Regions from separate parts of the Homo sapiens genome. Here region 1 is linked to region 2. The links are chromatin contacts, found by Hi-C in ENCODE. All regions are on one chromosome and are shown on one strand. Each heading gives the region's core, a stretch centred on a gene start or an enhancer-like site at or near the end of the contact. The rest is flanking DNA. Distances are from core to core; before and after follow the strand shown.

Evidence for each region. Hi-C counts contacts between places; a loop is a spot of excess contacts on that map. Pooled maps may share reads with other maps.
Region 1: a pooled map shows a loop between it and region 2 (2.3-fold over the local background). The contact joins the enhancer-like site here to the promoter of ZBTB20-AS1 in region 2. A Hi-C loop is called at or near these places in 4 of 168 maps with a recorded cell type or tissue (A673, MCF 10A, endothelial cell of umbilical vein and 1 more), 1 of 37 single-sample maps with no recorded cell type and 10 of 50 pooled maps.

The regions. Positions count from the first base shown.
Region 1 is chr3:115,798,798-115,802,575 of GRCh38, reverse strand. The region is part of intron 1 of LOC124906269 (a long non-coding RNA gene); the gene reads right to left. It overlaps LSAMP (limbic system associated membrane protein), which reads left to right. Exons shown (of 7, transcript NM_002338.5): 7 at 1-202. Among named protein-coding and RNA genes, the nearest start is that of SNORD155, 100 kb to the left of the region's middle. RefSeq lists an enhancer at 3,353-3,778. Within about 2 kb of position 1,940, at least 4 of the 41 ENCODE cell types and tissues checked have a DNase peak (open chromatin) inside an H3K27ac peak, as active enhancers do; they include mammary epithelial cell, where a contact is called at or near this core.
Region 2 is chr3:114,350,561-114,354,334 of GRCh38, reverse strand. It overlaps ZBTB20-AS1 (ZBTB20 antisense RNA 1), which reads right to left and starts at 2,524. Exons shown (of 9, transcript NR_038993.1): 1 at 2,379-2,524. ZBTB20 (zinc finger and BTB domain containing 20) reads left to right here. Exons shown (of 12, transcript NM_001348800.3): 11 at 2,457-3,774.

The DNA.
Region 1 (3,778 bases), core at 691-3,190, 1.4 Mb before region 2:
TAGCTCTGTGAAGGAGATAAAAAGCGCAATGTGTGTTAAAAAAAAAAAATTAAAATTAAAATGAAAAAAAGCTTTTTTTCTTTTCTTTTTAAATGTATTTAAATTCTGTTTCTCTCTTCTGTTACTTTACACGTATGAATGCTCTGCTCTTCTGTGATCTTAAAACAAAATGAAATAAACGTGAAAAGGAGATGTGTCTTCATTGACCTGTCAGTGATCTTGTGGTTGACTGCACTGCTTCTTGGAGGTTTTCATGAATAAAAGAGAAAATGAAGCCAATGATATGAATATCATGTAAGGGAAGGGCAGAAATAATACTGAAAAATCACTTGAAGCTCTTCTAACAATGCCTCGTCTGTCACAGAAAGGAACGTGGTATTTACAAGAATTTTCTCCACCTAAGCAAAGAGATTCTGTAAACGTGTTTTTTTTTTCTTTTTCTTTTTTTCCCTTAAGGGACTGAAAGAAATAAGTATAAATTACCACTGAAATGCTATAAATAATTAAGACACTTATGATTGTTAGACTTCAGTGCAACCTTGGGTTATGATACCAAAAACATTAGAAAATATGCTCTTTCTTCAAAGTCTCCATAGTAGTGGTTATCTTTAAGGGTTAGTTTTAATGAGATGCTACCTCATAGCAGTAGAAGGAACTAAGGTACCTTCTACAGCCACCTGTTATTTCTACTTACAAAAATGCAGTTTGTTTTCTATTACTGCTGAGAGCTATGATCTTCACGAAATGTTTCCTGAATCTCTATAGAAGCCCTATTGCATTACACAGGACACATAGAAAGAAAATGAGAAATAAGCAATCTATAGTCCAAAGATCATACATCAGGAGTGACTGGGAGCGTCTGAAGTGCTACTCTTAGGAGTCAAATTGACTTTGAAACACCTCCATGAGAATTAATCCCAAGTTAGGCGGCTGGGGGATGGAATGGAGGAATGAGCACTCATGATGGGCTTCAATAATGGGAAAAGGATCAAACAGAACCAAAATTCCTAGACCCCTCTGGCTCAAAGAAACAGATTACGGTCCCAGTCTCTCCACATTTTGAATTTTATTAAAAAAAAAATCTGGCCTGTAATCCCAGCACTTTGGGAGGCCGAGGCGGGCGGATCACGAGGTCAGGAGATCGAGATCATCCTGGCTAACACGGTGAAATTCCGTCTCCACTAAAAATACAAAAAATTAGCTGGGCATGGTGGTGGGCGCCTGTAGTCCCAGCTACTCGGGAGGCTGAGGCAGGAGAATGGCCTGAACCTGGAGGCGGAGCTTGCAGTGAGCGGAGATCGCGCCACTGCACTCCAGCCTAGGGGACAGAGCGAGACTCCGTCTCAAAAAAAAAAAAAAAAAGCAAACAAACAAACAAAAACTCTGAAAATGTTCTTCTGCAATGAGTTTTTCAAACTCAAGGTTAAAGACACAGTCTCACTTCAAAGACTATTTCACTTCAAACACCAGCTGCAAGATTAGGGTTCTCAAACCACTCTCATTTCTGATCATTTCAAATCCAGGGTTCTTACTATCCTTTAGGTTCAATAATTTGCTAGAATGACTCACAGAACTCAGGGAATTATACTTACGATTTCAGTCTTATTATAGCAAAGAACACAAATTAGAACTGGTCAAAGGGAGAGACACAGGGTAAGGTCTGAGAGAGTCCCTAGTGTGGGGGAGTTTCTATTGTCCTCTTCCTGTGGACTGAAGAAGTACTAACCTTCTAACACATTGATATGTGACAACAAACAAAGTATCACCAACCAGGCATCTAGATTTTTTGTTTTTGTTTCTAGATTTCATTACCTAGGCATGATTGATTGAATGTCCACACCCCCTCCCCTGCCCAGAGGTCAGGCTGATATCATGTGATTCAATGCTTCAATACTGAATTACACGGGTGGTATTTCTAATACGTGCAGCCACCGTCCTGAGTCATCAAGTTATTATGAACTATCTAGGGACCCACACTGAGTCATTTTATTTATGTTATTTATTTTGCTTTTAGACAGAGTCTTGCTCTGTCACCAGGCTGGAGTACAGTGATGTGATCTCAGCTCACTGCAACCTCCACCTCTCAGGTTCAAGCGATTCCCCTGCCTCAGCCTCCCAAGTAGCAGGGATTACCGACACACACCACCACCACGCCTGGCTAACTTTTTGTATTTTAATAGAGACGGGGTTTCACCATGTTGGCCAAGATGGTCTCGATCTCCTGACCTTGTGATCCACCCTCCTCGGCCTCCCAAACTGCTGGGGTTACAGGCATGAGCCACAGCACCTGGCCCACCCTGAGTCATCTTATTGGTACGCACTATTAGGTGTGGTCCAAGAGGCTCAACATGAATAACGAAAAAAAGAACTTTTACTTGGAAAATTCCAGGGAATTAGAGCTTATCTCCCAAGACCTGGGGACAAAAGCCAGCCAGTCTTTATTATATACTAAGGGAGGAGACCACCCCTCATATTGTCTTATGCCCCAATTTCTGCCTCCAAAGAAAAAAAGAAGGAAAAACTAAAAGGCAGAAATGAAACCCACAGGAAGACAGCCCGGTGCCGCACCCTGGGCCTAGTAGTTAAAGACTGACCCCTGACCTAATCGGTTATGTTATCTATACATATCCATACAGACAGTGTATGGAAAAGCACTGTGAAAATCCCTGTCCTGTTCTGTTCCCTTCTAATTACCGGTGCAGGTGCATGCAGCCTCCAATCATGTACCCCCTGCTTGCTCAATTGATCACGACCCTCTCACACAGACCCCCTTAGAGTTGTAATCCCTTAAAAGGAAGAGGAATTGCTCACTCGGGGAGCAGGGATTTGGAGACATGAGTCCGCCAATGCTCCCAGCTGAATAAAGCCCTTTCCTTCTACAATTCGGTGTCTGAGGGCTTCTTGTCTGCAGCTCGTCCTGCTATAATACCTTATATTACCAATCTATCAAAAAAATTACTTGAAGTCTCTAAGTTTTCAAAGATGGCCTGAGATTTTATTTCTTTTAAGCCACAGAAGCTTCAGGGTTACAAAGTCTCCACCACCTTGAAGGTTTGCTATCATTAGTGCCTCAGAAGAAATTACTTCTACTATACTTCCATTTTATACTCCCTTTACATCCATCTATTTTAAAGTATGCCTAAAACAGCATGTGAGAGCTCAAAAGAAAATGGTCTGTGATTCTAAAGGAAAGAGTTTTGCAAATATTTGTCAATATAGAATTAAGTTGTATTCAATTCAACCAAATACACCAACCCATTACACCTGAAATTCTTTTCTATCATCAATCACTGTAACCTCACCATAGCTGTAGAAGATACCTGAATCCAAATCTATGAAAAAAGTGTATCTCTCCCTCATCTGCTAAAAAGAAAATTGTTACACAAACGTGGAAAATATGGTTGCCTATTGTCAGGCCTCTGAGCCCAAGCCAAGCCATTGCATCCCCTGTGACTTGCACGTATATGCCCAGATGGCCTGAAGTAACTGAAGAATCACAAAAGAAGTGAATATGCTCTGCCCCACCTTAACTGATGACATTCCACCACAAAAGAAGTGTAAATGGCTGGTCCTTGCCTTAAGTGATGACATTACCTTGTGAAAGTCCTTTTCCTGGCTCATCCTGGCTCAAAAACACCCCCACTGAGCACCTTGCAACCCCTACTCCTGCCCACCAGAGAACAAACCCTCTTTGACTGTAATCTTCCTTTACCTACCCAAATCCTATAAAATGGCCCCACCCTTATATCCCTTCCCTGACTCTCTTTTCGAACTCAGC
Region 2 (3,774 bases), core at 1,275-3,774:
AGAAAAAAATGTTGTAATAAATCCATCCTACACAGAGATGATCACAGACACAACCAGTTTTACTGCTTATTGTTTTACTTAAATGAAAGAGACCTTGGTTATAGTAAAATTGTATATAGAAAATCCTAAACCATAGTGCCAGTTAGTTGTCTTACTTCTTGCACTGTGACATCTAAAAAAATAAGTCCTTTAAGTTACACAACTGAGGCTATGTCAAAGCATCACAGCCTAAAAACATAAAAGCCACACTAAATCACGGATAGGTATAGAAGTAGCTGGAGGTAGTAGTGGACAAAGCCTTTCACACAGCTTTACAACAGAGCCGTGGATCCCTAAGGGCCAGACCTCAGTAAAGGGCAAACTATGCAATATAATGAAGCAGTTAAGAGGGTGAACTCTAGAGCCAGACTGCCTGGGTTTAAATGCCAGTCTACCAGCAATTGCCTGTGTGTACTTGAGCAAGTTTCTTAGTTTCTCTGGCCTCAGTTTCCTCATCTGTAAAATGGGAATAATATCATCTACTTCCCATGGTTGCTGTAAGATTAAATGAAATCATATACAGAAAGCAGTTAGAACTGTAACCCCTAAAAAATGTTATCTTGTGATTACTATCATGGTATGTATGTATGGCGAACTCAGCAAGAACTTGAAATTTGGTCTGCTGCTGATTGAGCTCCTGAACAGCCCTTCCTGGGTTATTTGTGCCTTCTTTTGGGGCCATATTTTGTGTTCACATGGTTACAGGGGATTTACCTTAATTCTTTAATCTGGCAAAGAGAACTTGTCTTATATAAGTAAAAACGATGGAATCTGTAGCCTAATACAATATTTTAGGCACATAACAGACCTGATAGAGTCAGAACGAGAAAGAATGCTCTTATACAAATTAGTGCAAATTGTATTATTGAACATTTATTAAGTTAAGCTCATACCATGTGAGGGTGATTGAGTGAAGCAAGGTAGAAACGCTCATTGAACTCAGAGTTTCCTGAACAAGTCTTCTATCGCAAGGTAGAGCGGAAAGAGTTTGAGGAGGTAGGCCTTCTTCCTATCTGCAGGCTGTTACCTCTCAGGTGGCTTCTCACAAGACAGAGAGATTTGGGTCCAGGCCAACAATCAGTGCTTGGGCCATTTGGTTTTGAAAGCCCACTTATTTCACTTTCCCAAGCTGATTGTTCAGTTGTAAAGGCAAGAATGGGGAATCTGATTGAAGAATTATTTGGAGGGGGATTCTCTAGAGCCATCTGAGAGATGAGCTAGAAAAATAGAAAAGCCCTAAGATCTACTGCTGTAGCCACCTGTTTTCTTTCTCATTCTGAATCCAAATCTTATCAATAGTATCCCTTGCCATAACAGCCTACGTTATAGGGTGGCGCTGGGTCAGGCTATCCGCAGCCTCCACATAGCTGTTGCCTTCCTCCTGGGAGCTGTTTAATACTTCCCTGTGGCAAGTACATAAAGCACCCTATTACCCAAGGAGATCATATATCCCACTTCTGGCTTACTCCTGCTATCCTGGCCTAATTATTAACAATGCTCTCTTTCACTCTTGAAAGTGCCCTGTTTGCATAATAAATATGATCACCAATGTACTGTAGTCTCCTGGGTCAGAACTGCCATCTCTGACCTTTTTAACATTCCTCCTTCATTAAGCCTCAGAAAATTCAGAAAACCTTCCATATCACATGCAACCACCCTAGAAAGTGCTCAAACAGGTTGTCAGAGATGACAAGAAGAATGAGTAGATACAGAAAGCAGCCATGGAGTGCCCCTTTAGCTAGCAGATTGCTTTCTGTAGCCCATCCATCATCCGGAAAGCATGATCATGACTGTTTGGTAGATATCTTAGTCTGGGTTGAATTTTCCAATAATTTTTGCATACATGGTGTGGGTTTTGATAATATGCCATATGACTTAATAGGAAGGGGGTTTATTTGTTAACTATGAATATGGTCACTGTGTATGAATAAAATAAGGGACTTTGATAAGTTGGGGGAAATGTAAACTTTCCCAAAGAATCTGGGCTTAGGCCTGTCTAAAGTGAAGGCAAAGTAAATAAATACATAAATAAAAATAAAGTGGAGGTTTAGTGTTCCATAAGAACAAGTCTTCCATTTGCCTTTCAGTTCTTTGCTGAAGCTGTAGGAATAGCAGGCAAACAAATCATCTGGTTATTAGGCCACTCTACCTCAGCCGAAGCTCTGGGGAGTTAATATGGATACCCAAAATGGCTGCGGCACTAAAGGCCGGAATTGGAGCAAAATTCAAGGTCCTTTTCCCTCAGGTCATCGTACCTACAGCTTGTATGCCGCAGCCTGTCCATCTCCCCACTTGCGTATGTAAGGGCAGTGCTTCTAGGAGCCATGAGCATTACTCACCTGAAACCTAGGTGTTAGGAATGCAACCAGCTAGATCTGACCCATGCCCTGTTTTGTGTCTGCGTTGACATGCTGCAGGTGACATCAGTTGCAAGGGGATGACCGAGCGCATTCACAGCATCAACCTTCACAACTTCAGCAATTCCGTGCTCGAGACCCTCAACGAGCAGCGCAACCGTGGCCACTTCTGTGACGTAACGGTGCGCATCCACGGGAGCATGCTGCGCGCACACCGCTGCGTGCTGGCAGCCGGCAGCCCCTTCTTCCAGGACAAACTGCTGCTTGGCTACAGCGACATCGAGATCCCGTCGGTGGTGTCAGTGCAGTCAGTGCAAAAGCTCATTGACTTCATGTACAGCGGCGTGCTACGGGTCTCGCAGTCGGAAGCTCTGCAGATCCTCACGGCCGCCAGCATCCTGCAGATCAAAACAGTCATCGACGAGTGCACGCGCATCGTGTCACAGAACGTGGGCGATGTGTTCCCGGGGATCCAGGACTCGGGCCAGGACACGCCGCGGGGCACTCCCGAGTCAGGCACGTCAGGCCAGAGCAGCGACACGGAGTCGGGCTACCTGCAGAGCCACCCACAGCACAGCGTGGACAGGATCTACTCGGCACTCTACGCGTGCTCCATGCAGAATGGCAGCGGCGAGCGCTCTTTTTACAGCGGCGCAGTGGTCAGCCACCACGAGACTGCGCTCGGCCTGCCCCGCGACCACCACATGGAAGACCCCAGCTGGATCACACGCATCCATGAGCGCTCGCAGCAGATGGAGCGCTACCTGTCCACCACCCCCGAGACCACGCACTGCCGCAAGCAGCCCCGGCCTGTGCGCATCCAGACCCTAGTGGGCAACATCCACATCAAGCAGGAGATGGAGGACGATTACGACTACTACGGGCAGCAAAGGGTGCAGATCCTGGAACGCAACGAATCCGAGGAGTGCACGGAAGACACAGACCAGGCCGAGGGCACCGAGAGTGAGCCCAAAGGTGAAAGCTTCGACTCGGGCGTCAGCTCCTCCATAGGCACCGAGCCTGACTCGGTGGAGCAGCAGTTTGGGCCTGGGGCGGCGCGGGACAGCCAGGCTGAACCCACCCAACCCGAGCAGGCTGCAGAAGCCCCCGCTGAGGGTGGTCCGCAGACAAACCAGCTAGAAACAGGTGCTTCCTCTCCGGAGAGAAGCAATGAAGTGGAGATGGACAGCACTGTTATCACTGTCAGCAACAGCTCCGACAAGAGCGTCCTACAACAGCCTTCGGTCAACACGTCCATCGGGCAGCCATTGCCAAGTACCCAGCTCTACTTACGCCAGACAGAAACCCTCACCAGCAACCTGAGGATGCCTCTGACCTTGACCAGCAACACGCAGGTCATTGGCACAGCTGGCAACAC